3 separate regions of the Homo sapiens genome follow, and all the other regions are linked to region 1. Evidence: chromatin contacts called from ENCODE Hi-C or POLR2A ChIA-PET data. All regions are on one chromosome and are shown on one strand. The core of a region is the stretch at or near the end of the contact, and the rest is flanking DNA. Distances in the headings are between cores, read along the strand shown. Region 1 has its middle 49 kb from the start of CARD11-AS1. Region 2 overlaps GNA12 (G protein subunit alpha 12). Region 3 overlaps GNA12 (G protein subunit alpha 12).

What was found. Hi-C counts contacts between places; a loop is a spot of excess contacts on that map. ChIA-PET counts read pairs that join two places held with the same protein, here RNA polymerase II (POLR2A). Pooled maps may share reads with other maps.
Region 2: a loop to region 1 is called in a pooled map, with 2.5 times the contacts of the local background. The contact joins two enhancer-like sites. A Hi-C loop is called at or near these places in 2 of 50 pooled maps. POLR2A ChIA-PET finds 5 or more read pairs at or near these places in 3 of 52 experiments (PC-9, Panc1 and activated CD4-positive, alpha-beta T cell).
Region 3: a pooled map shows a loop between it and region 1 (2.4-fold over the local background). The contact joins two enhancer-like sites. A Hi-C loop is called at or near these places in 1 of 50 pooled maps. POLR2A ChIA-PET finds 5 or more read pairs at or near these places in 3 of 52 experiments (A549, H1 and RWPE1).

What each region holds. Positions count from the first base shown.
Region 1 is chr7:2,892,830-2,896,333 of GRCh38, reverse strand. No RefSeq gene overlaps it. Among named protein-coding and RNA genes, the nearest start is that of CARD11-AS1, 49 kb to the left of the region's middle. Within about 2 kb of position 1,658, at least 5 of the 41 ENCODE cell types and tissues checked have a DNase peak (open chromatin) inside an H3K27ac peak, as active enhancers do.
Region 2 is chr7:2,771,872-2,775,375 of GRCh38, reverse strand. The region is part of intron 2 of GNA12 (G protein subunit alpha 12); the gene reads left to right. Among named protein-coding and RNA genes, the nearest start is that of GNA12, 71 kb to the left of the region's middle. RefSeq lists an enhancer at 2,400-2,449. Within about 2 kb of position 1,660, at least 6 of the 41 ENCODE cell types and tissues checked have a DNase peak (open chromatin) inside an H3K27ac peak, as active enhancers do.
Region 3 is chr7:2,806,529-2,810,032 of GRCh38, reverse strand. All of the region lies in intron 1 of GNA12 (G protein subunit alpha 12), which reads left to right. Among named protein-coding and RNA genes, the nearest start is that of GNA12, 36 kb to the left of the region's middle. RefSeq lists enhancers at 401-1,257, 1,258-2,115. Within about 2 kb of position 1,797, at least 4 of the 41 ENCODE cell types and tissues checked have a DNase peak (open chromatin) inside an H3K27ac peak, as active enhancers do.

The DNA of each region.
Region 1 (3,504 bases), core at 409-2,908:
CCCAGGGCTGGGATAGCCACAGCCCTACCCAGGCAGCTGCCTGTGTTCCCATTGATCTCCCATCACATCCCATTACCGTCACTGCCGCACACATGCCTCTGAGTGCCCGCTTTGGGCGAGCGGAGTGGGGCTTGCAGCTCCTTTTGCTTGAGGCCTCTGGGTCTTCTAACCTTGAAGGTGACCTCCAAACTAGGCAAAGAGAACGGTCCCCTCCAGCAGACAAGGGTACCTACCATGCACCTGCCCATTTACACCTGGTGTTTACAAACCCAGCACAGACCTGCTCCCCTGGTGACCATCATTCCTACTTTACAGATGGGGAAACTGAGGCTCAGGGGGGTCTCACATCTGGGAACAGAGCTGAGATCTGAAGACAGAAACCTCCAGCTGGGCACAGTGGCTCACACCTCTCATCCCAGCACTTTGGGAGGCCGAGGTGGGAGGATCACTTGAAGCCAGGTGTTCAAGATCAGCCGGGGAAACATAGTGAGACCTTGTCTTTGCAAAAAAAAGTTTAATTGGCCAGCGTGGTGACACACACTGTAGTCCTTGCTACTCAGGAGGCTGAGGTGGGAGGATCACTTGAGCACGGGAGTTGAAGGCTACAGTAATCCGTGATGGTACAATCCAGCCTGAGCCACAGAGTGAGACCCTGTCTCTAAAAGTAACTATAATAATGAACAGGGGAACTTTCGAGGGCTTCTCACGGCCGCCTCAGGGCTTACTTGGTACAAGCTTCACTGAGGTGTGCATCAGGTCCAAGGACAGAGGTCAAGGTCAGACAAAATTCAGGAAGACTGGAGTTCCCAGGTGCTCAGGAGGCAGTGCTGAAAAATGAGAGGGGTGGGGGCCGGACGCAGTGGCTCACGCCTGTAATCCCAGCACTCTGGGAGGTGGAGGCGGGAAGATACCTGAGGTTGGGAGTTTGAGACCAGCCTGGCCAACATAGTGAAACCCCATCTCTACTAAAAATACAAAAAATTAGCTGGGCGTGGTGGTGTGTGCCTGTAGTCCCAGCTACTCAGGAAGCTAAGGCAGGAGACTTGCTTGAACCCGGGAGGCAGAGGTTGCGGTGAGTCCAGATCTCGCCACTGTACTCCAGCCTGGGTGATGAAGTGAGACTCTCTCTCAAAAAAAAAAAAAAAAAAAAGTTTTTAATTAAAAAAAAAACTAAAATTAAAATTTAAAAAAAAAAAAAGAATGAGAAGGGTGGGCCACCAATACTGGTACATATGTGGGGGCTCAGCTCAGAGCCCTGGCCCCTCCTCCCTGCAGACCCAGATATGGAGAGGTTGGTCCTGACTGAGGGTCCCCAGCATGGCCCACTTCCTGCACTGCCCCTGGGGTCAACAAGGCCCCTGGTGCCAACAAGGTCCTCTGCACAGGAGCACCCCAACCTGGGTCCCTGAACTCCTCGGTATCGTCCTTCCCTGGCAGCCCCAAGGCAAGACAGCCGGGGCCCTTGGCAGGAAGCTGGGGCTCACGCTGTGGGCAGGAGCTGCAGCTGCGCCGGGAAGCAGGTGGGTGAGGCGGGGGCGTGGAGGAGAGAGAGGAGAAAGGATTGGGGGCTTTCTGGTTTGTTTGGCTACTAAAATTAGCTGTTTGTGAACAGGGGGCCAAAGGCTCACACCCTCTCCTCTCAGCACAGTCTGCTTTGAAACCCCAGGTGCTTGGCTAAAAATTGTATTGAAAGTTTCCACGCGGCTTGGGGTGACTGGAAATGAGTCTCTGATACAGGATTGTCTTTCTTCCTTATTACATGTCACATTCAGTTCTGATGTTGTTTTGACCGACGCTGTGTGCCCCTCCTAGCTTGTATGATGGGTGGGATACGAACGCAGGTATGAGGCTGTGAAATTGCATTTGCTTCTGTGTGTGTGCGAGACAGGGAGACAGAGAGACAGAAGAGGAAGAGGAGGAGGGACGGAGGAAGGGATGAAGAAGGAGACACAGAGAGGAAGGACCAAGGAAGGGAGAGAGAAGGAGAAGGAGGCAGGGAAGGAGGGAGGGAGAGACAGAAACAGGAAGAGGGGAAACAGAACAGAGAGAAAAAGAGAAACAGAAAGAAACACACACACACAGGCTTTTAGACCACTAGCTGCTTGGCTGTTACCAGCCAAGGCCCAGGTGGACATTAGGTGTCTTGTTTTTTTCTTTTTCCTTTTTCTTTTTCTTTTTGAGAGAAGTTCTTGCTCTGTTACGCAGGCTGGAGTGCAGTGGTATGATCACAGCTCACTGCAGCCTCGACCTCCTGAGCTCAATCTCCTGCCTCAGCCTCCAGAGTAGCTGGGACCACACACACGCACCACCACACCTAGCTAATTTTCTTTCTTTTTTTTTTTTTTAAGAAATAGGGTCTCATTATGTTGCCCAAGCTGGTCTCAAACTCCTGGGCTCAAGCAATCCTCCACCTCAGCCTACCAAAGTGCTGAGATGACAGGTATGAGCCACCACGCCTGGCCTGGGGTCTTGGTGATGGAGTAGCCGGGCCCCCAGATGTGCCATCCCATGTGATTTCACAGTGAGGAGTCCTAGGGTGTCTGTTGGCTGGGAGATGCCCATATTGTGGGATGACGTGGAGCCCCAGGGTTGGAAATGGCCACATCTGAGCTCTCTGACAGCTTTCTGTAAGCCCAGGGAGGTAACGTCACACTAGAAAGGCTGGGTGACGAGCCACAGGAAGTCACTGTGAGGACCCAGTGAGCCCGTGCAAGGGGACCCCCCCACATGCAAGGGGACCCCCACATAGGCACCTCCAGCCCAGCTGTTAAATGGCCAGCCTAGTAGAGCCAGGTCCTCTTGGCATCTCTGCTTGGATTTCCCCAAATTCAGTGTCCAAATCCAAACAAACCGCCGGGTACGGTGACTCACATCTGTAATCCCAGCACTTTGGGAGGCCAAGACAGGCGGACCACCTGAGGTCAGGAGTTTGAGACTAGCTTGGCCAACGTGGTGAAACCCCATCTCTACTAAAAATACAAAAAAAAAAAAAATCAGCCGGGCATGGTGGCAGGCGCCTGTAATCCCAGCTACTCTGGGAGGCTGAGGCAGAAGAATCACTTGAACCCAGAAGGCAGAGATTGCAGTGAGCCGAGATCGTGCCACTGCACTCCAGCCCGGGCTACAGAGGGAGACTCCATTTCAAAAAAATAAATAATTTTTAAAAATAAACCCAACACTTTCTCCCTGGAAAGAGGAAACCTGTTCCTCTTCCCCCTCCACCAATGGCATCCCCACCCACCAGTCACTCAGGCTTAAAGCCCAAGCCTCATCCCCGGTTCCCAGCTGAACCCCAACAGACACCTCAAATCCCCTGCTTCTCTCCAGCCCCACCCTCTGCTCCATCTGAACCATGAACTCCCCTGAGCCTCTGAAAGCCCAGAGACTCCCTTCTCAAAATAACATTTTCAAATGCATGAAATAAAACACACAGGATCGCAAAGGAAGCCAACTTTCTTATCAAAATATTTAAAGAGCAAATGGGTAATCCGGTAATTTGCATGC
Region 2 (3,504 bases), core at 411-2,910, 120 kb after region 1:
ACTTCAATCCTCATCACCCAGGACATTCAGGCTGGCTCTGTCTCCTTCCCATCAACTTAATATGACCGTATCTAACCCTAAATGAGGCTGCAAAATTAAAAGCAGCATACTAGCACCAGAGAAAGGATATCTTAAGCCTATTCAAATCAAACCTCAACACCCTGGAAGCTGGCGCAGCGGCTGCCTACAGAAAGGAGAGCTAGGGAGCTGAGACACTGGTTTCTCTAGCGTCCTCCTCCCCTGTTACGAATTTGGTACTCTGTGCATGTATTGTCTATCCAAAAACTTGAAAGATGTTAGTCATCCTCAGTAGAGGGGAAGTAACTCATCACATAGTGAAAAGTCCAAATTGTTTAACTCTTTAAGCCACGTCTGGTGCCACCAAATTGGGAAGGGATGTCGGTAAATTAAATTGTGCAATTCATACTCTTTTGAGAATATTATTAATATTGACTCTCATATCTTGACTGCCTGCTGTGCCAACCACTGTGCATGAGTCAACCCAACCCCAGGTAAGAAGGTGGCTCAGTAACACAGATAGCTGCGTAAATATGTGACAGTGTTTAAAAGGGGGGAAAAACAAGTACCCTGGGCTTTGTACTTATGTTTATTCTTAGACGTGCCTGATTTTATTTACCTTTGAAAGAAGTTATATAAAAAGGAAGACAAACCTGTAAGTGCAAAAGGAATGAAGATTCAGTGACACGTGTTGACTGTAGGTTCTCAAACCTTGTACTTTTTTTGACCCTTATATCATTAAAGCATTCGACACATTAGCAACCTGGACCCCCCCTTTGCCTCGGCAAGCCCATCTCCTGCTCCCCTCCTCTCTGTCACTGCTGCAGGCGCACTGGCCTTCCTGCTGCTCCCTGCACACTCAGGGCCTCCCAGCGCCATCAGGGCCCTTGTGCTTGCTGTTCCTTCTGCCTGGAATGCACTTCCTCCTTTATCTCATCAAGGTTTTGACTCAGATGTTATCTTCATGAAATCTTACCTGACAATCTTGATTAAAGTCAAAACCGCACCCACCACTACCTATTACCTTTCCCTATTTCATTTAAAAAATGTTTTTATTGGAGAATTACATATATATACACACATATATATGCATGCATGTGTGTATATATGCATATACATGTATAGAAATAAAAGTGCATCTATATTAACTCAGTTTTCACAAACTGAGCAGATTGTGTGACCTGCCGCCAGCTCAGGAAACAATGACCTGTGCCCCAGAACCCCTTTCATCTTCACACCACCTTCTGCTCTCCAGAAGTAACCAGTTCTGACCGTGAACACCAGCTGTTCTGTAGAATGGGTATTTCTGCGTTGCTGCTTCATCTGTGGCCTCACACGGTATTTACTCCTGTGTTACTGGCTCCTTCTCGTCGCCATTTCGTTTTGTGCGGTTCTTCCAATTCTGCGGCACGTTCTTCCTTGTTGCTGCATGGTAATTCCATTTTGTGAATGTCCCGCAATTTAGTTCCCTGCCCTCCTGGTGATGGGCGTCCGGGTAGACGCCAGCTCAGCGTCATTACAAAAATGTTACTGTAGGTATTCAAGAACCTGTCTTTTGGTGAAGAGATGTAGGCATTTCCCTCAGGGCTGTCCAGGGGTGGACTTGCTGGGGCATCCAGGTGTGCCTGGGTTCAGTGTTCATGGATTTTTCACAGTGTTTGTATTTGTGCTCTACCAGCAGAGGCCAAGTTCCCATTACTCCACCTCATCACCAGTGCTTGTCCTCTTTTTCAAATAGCCATTCTGGTGGCCGTGTAGAGGTATCTCATTCTGGTTTTGTTTGTTTGTTTATTTTTGAGACTGAGTCTCACTCTGTCGCCCTGGCTGGAGTGCAGTGGTGTGATTTTGGCTCACTGCAGCCTCTGCCTCCCGGGTTCAAGCAATTCTCCTGCCTCAGCCTCCCGAGTAGCTGGGATTACAGATGCCCACCACCACGCCTGGCTAATTTTTGTATTTTAGTAGAGAAGGGGTTTTGCCATGTTGGCCAGGCTGGTCTCAAACTCCCAACCTCAGGTGATCACCCATGTCGGCCTCCCAAAGTGCTGGGATTACAGGCGTGAGCCACCGCCCCCAGCCTTGTTTATTTGTTTTAATTGAAGTATAATTTCTGTGTGCAAAATGCACAAATCTTAGGTGTATACAACACAATGAGATTTACGTATGTATCTACTCACACAGCCACCACCCACGTGAAAGAACATTTCAGCATCCAAGAAAGTCCCTCCCGCTGCTTCCCCATTGATACCACTCCTCCTGGTGACCACGCTAGTTTCACTTCCATCACTGTAGATTAGTGTTTTGCCTGTTTTTGAAGTTTGTTTAAATGGAATCGTTTAGCTGGCTTCTTTGCTTAATGACTGAGAGATTCATCTGTGTTGCTACGTGGATTGGTATTTTCTTCTTTTTTCTTTATAGCCTTCCATTAAATGAATACACCATAATTTATTTCTTCTCCTGTTCACAGACATGGTGTTTGTTTCTCGTTTTTGGCTACTGTGAGTAAAGCTGCTTTGAACATTCTTGGACAGGTCTCTTAATGGATATATGCACTGATTTCTCTTGGAAATATACCTAGGAGTGGGATTGCTGGGTTTGCCAACTATTTCTCCAAACTGGCCGTACTGGTTTATAGTCTCTCCAGCAGTGTGGGACAGTTAGTCCACGTTCTAACCAACACTTGGCATTGTCCTCTTGATTTTAAGCCTCCTGGTGGGTATCAATTGATGTTTTACTTTGCATTTCTAAGTAAGAACTTTCCTGACTAAATAAGTTTGGCACCTTTTTCTTTTTTTTTTTTTGAGATGGAGTCTCACTCTGTTGCCCAGGCTGGAGTGCAGTGGTGCGATCTTGGCTCACTGCAAGCTCCGCCTCCTGGGTTCACGCCATTCTCCTGCCTCAGCCTCCCAAGTAGCTGGGACTACAGGTGCCCACCACCACGCCCGGCTAATTTTTTGCATTTTTAGTAGAGACGGGTTTCACCATTTTAGCCAGGATGGTCTCGAGCTCCTGACCTCGTGATCCGCCTGCCTCTGCCTCCCCAAGTGCTGGGATTACAGGCGTGAGCCACTGCACCCAGCATGTTTGGCACCTTTTGTACATCTGTTGGCCAGTGGGATATCCTCTTCTATAACAGGTTTGTGCAAATCTTTTGCCCTGTTGGGTTGTTGGTCATTTTCTTGGGAATTCTCGATATGAGTCCTTTGTCAGATTATCCGGAATATGTAAAGAACTCTCAAAACTCAAGAAAACAATTTTTTTAAAAGGACAAAAGATTTGAACAAAGAAGAGATTCCTGAAGCAAATAACACATGAAAAGATGCTCAGTCGACGTCATCAGTCATGACACACATGCAGTTGAACACCGTGGTGAGACACCACATGCTCTCCTAGGAGGCTGCCCTTTGGAAGGCGACCACCCAAGGCACAGTGAGGGCGGGGGTGGGAACTCAGGCTCTCACACACCCCTGGTAGAAATGTGAAATGGTA
Region 3 (3,504 bases), core at 548-3,047, 86 kb after region 1:
GTCAAACCATTTCCCTCTAAGAAGGTGATTGTAATGATACTAGAAGACTGTTCCGAATTCAGAATGCCTTTAAAGGAGTATCTGTATTGTATTAATCATAGAAATTTTTACTATGAATTTATTACTAAATACTATTTACATAGAATTTATTACAAAGTAATATTTATTACTAACAATACTTACATAATTTTACTATGAATTTATTACTAAGTAATATTTACATTTACATAAATATTTACATATTTACAGATGTGTGAAAATTGCTTCTTCTATTAAACGCTATCAGTCACTTGCAGTTTTAATTTATCCACCACAGTAAAGTAAGCTGTTGTCTTTTTGGCTGATCTTTTCCTGTCAATAGGCTTTTTCATTTTTATTGTACTGTTCCTTGGGGAGCAGGGCTACCCCAAAGGCGGTGTACCCAGAGTAGCCGGCTTTTTAATTTTGTCTTTGACATACGAAAAGGAGGTAGTTTTAGGAGGAATTTTCAGATCCATTGTACAACTAATTTTTTTTTCAAATAAAGTATGGGGCAATATTTATGTATTAATGTCAATAATGAGTCATCATAGGGTGGAATTTCCAATGAAAAATACATTGAAACGCTAATGATGTTTGGTTTGTGTATTTTTTATCAACTTTGGTACAAGACAGATCTAATGACTATCTAATATAAAACACCTGTTACTTGAGTGCTCCTCACTGCAGGTATGAGGTAGGACTGCTGCCCTTACTTTGCGGATGAGGACCTGGGGTCCCTTAGTTCATCCTGCCAACAGGTAGAGCCTCTGCTCTGTGCCGGCCCTGGGGACACGGGTGTGAACAGAGCAGAGCCCTGTCCTTGTGGGGCTTGTGCTCGGTGGGGAGAGAATCATACAGGAGATGCTGAGTGGACTCTGAAGGCGGGTAGCCAGCCGGAAGTGGTCAAGGAAGTAAAGCGAGGATGGAGCGTGGGAAGGATGGGCCTGGGGTGCAGTTTTGGATAAGATGGCCAAGGGCAGGCCACCCTGAGAAGCTTCCCTGCCCCAGTCCTCACTGAGCATTGAGGAAGTGAGCCGTGCGGCTATCCGGGGCAAAGGGTTTCAGTTGTCAGGAACCAGAAGTGCAAAGGCCTGAGGCAGAAGTGAGGATGTGCCTCTTTGAGGACCTGAGTTTTTGCCATGAATGAGATGGGAGCCTTGTAGGGTTTTGAACAAAGCGGGTGATAAGAGCTGACCTAGGCTTAGCAGGCTAACTTGACCACTGGTTTTGACAGTAGACTGAAGGGGACAAGTGTGGACACAAAGCAGCCAATTAGAAGACTTGCCATAATCCAGGTGAGAGATGGTGGTGGCCGGACCCAAGTGAGAGCCATGGGAGCAGCAGGAAGTAGGGAAATTGTAGCTGTCTCTGGAAGGTAGAACCACGGCATTGGCTGACAGGCTGGGCCAGACCTCAGGATGGTGCATCTCCCCTAGCTGCAGGCCGCTGCTGCTCTGTGGGGAGTGAGGTCCTCCTGTGCGGCCCAGGTCCCTCTCCATCCCATCCAAATTCAGGCCCACAGGATGGTCCAGGGTAACCCACAGCACCTGGGCACTCTCCTACTACAGCCAGTGGCCAGCCTGCAGGGACAGACAGCCTCCAAGGCCACAGTCAGCTCGGCCCACACCCTTGCTGATCTGCAGAAGGTGCAGAAGCAGCTTTTCAGGCAGCATGGTAGCAGGGCCTGGGTAGGCCAGCTCTGGCTTAACCCAAGTGCAGGCCGTAAGCACTGAAGGCGCTGCTCTAGGTGGGTGTCGGGTAGCACTACTCATGATGGTCACTGCTTACAGGAGGGAGTTGGGTATGCGTGAGAAGGAAACATGTTCACAGATTCCCGAAAGAGATATTGAAACTTGCAGAGGCCAACTCTGTAATTGCAAATGAAGCATAAATTAAGATTTTCCGTTTAGTTGTCTAAACAGTTACCCATGCAGTCCATAGAAGAGAAGATGGATGCCTGCAGAGCAGGACTTCATTAAGCAGCAGCCTGAGTCCTAAGTGGAGGAAGCGCCCAAAATGATCACGGAGCTTGTGGTACTTTCACCTAATAATTCATCGTAGCTCCTCCACGGGGCACAGAGCGGTTTCTGCGCGAACAGGTTTTTCATGAGCTCAGCGGCTGCTCTTCGGTCGTGTGTGTGCCTAAGGTTGGCCCCTTAATTTGAAACGCTGCAGCGTCTTGTTTAGTGAGGCTGCCTGATGCTGATATTTAATTATTGCCATGTCCAAGTGCGTTTTTGGTGCTGTTGAAGTTACCATTGAGTTTATTTTCTGCAGTAGTAATTTACTACTTAAATTTACTTCTTCCAGCTTTTTTCCATTTGGTCTTATCGCAAGTTTGAACTTTCCTCCAGATAGTCTTAGAGGCAACGGATGAGAACAGTGAGCAAGCTGCTGTGTTATCCTGGCTAGGTTTTTTTTTTTTTCTCTCTTATACCTTATTTTAATGCTCATTAATTCAAAGAGATTTCTGTTTATGGAGACAGTAATTAATAGTAAATCTCCCATCAAATTCAAGGCTCTCTTGATTTTGAAACTTCTAAGAACTCAGGCTAAATGTTTTAAATTGTTCTTTATACCTTCATGAAACGTTTTATTGGAAGTGTTGACTGAGCCTAGTTTTCTTACTGGAAACAAGAGACTAGAAATTCAAACATGTTTGTGAAATTTAAGCATTTTTATTACTAATTGGTACTTTATTACTTATTATTGTATTATAATGGGACTTAGAGGAAAATAAAGTATAAAAATCAGTATAAAAGCTTATTTGAAGTAGAGAAGCCAAATGTCTATTCCATTTTTTCTAATTTTCAGTTGTCAGTATACATACACTAAATTTTCCTCATTTTCAGTTGCTAGTTATCCTGATTTCTCTTTGAGCTGTGGTTTGAGGTCATGACTGCTTAGATATTATTGGAGGACAATTTTCGTGAAGCAAATAGATCAACTAAAAAACAATTTGGGGGAAAATAAAGGAAAATTAAAAGTTATTAAACATAAATGTGTAAATTGGCAGAACCTTTCTGGAAAACAGTTTAGTAATATTTATCAAAACCTCAAAAATGTGTGTATACTTTTTTGACCCAGCAGTTTTATAATTCAACATCTAGGAATTTGTCACAAGAAAATAGCCATATATGTGAAAATAGGGATGTATCAAGGAGTTCCTTGCATCGTTGTTTATTCTTTCCATACACTGGAAAGAATTCCGATGTCCAGCCATAGGGATTACCTCAATCTTAGCATGTCCCACATGTCGGACTACTCTGCAGCCATTACAGATCTTGAAATCTTGAATGACATAGGAAAGTGTTTACGATACATCGCTAGAAAAATTTTAAAGTGTTACAAAATGTTCTGTAAAGAATAAGACAGATAACATTCCTAGATGTTAATAAGTTATTTCTAGATAGTGATATTTTTAAGGATTTAATTTTCTTCTTTATGTATTTCTATATTTCCTCTATTTTTTGCACTAAAAAT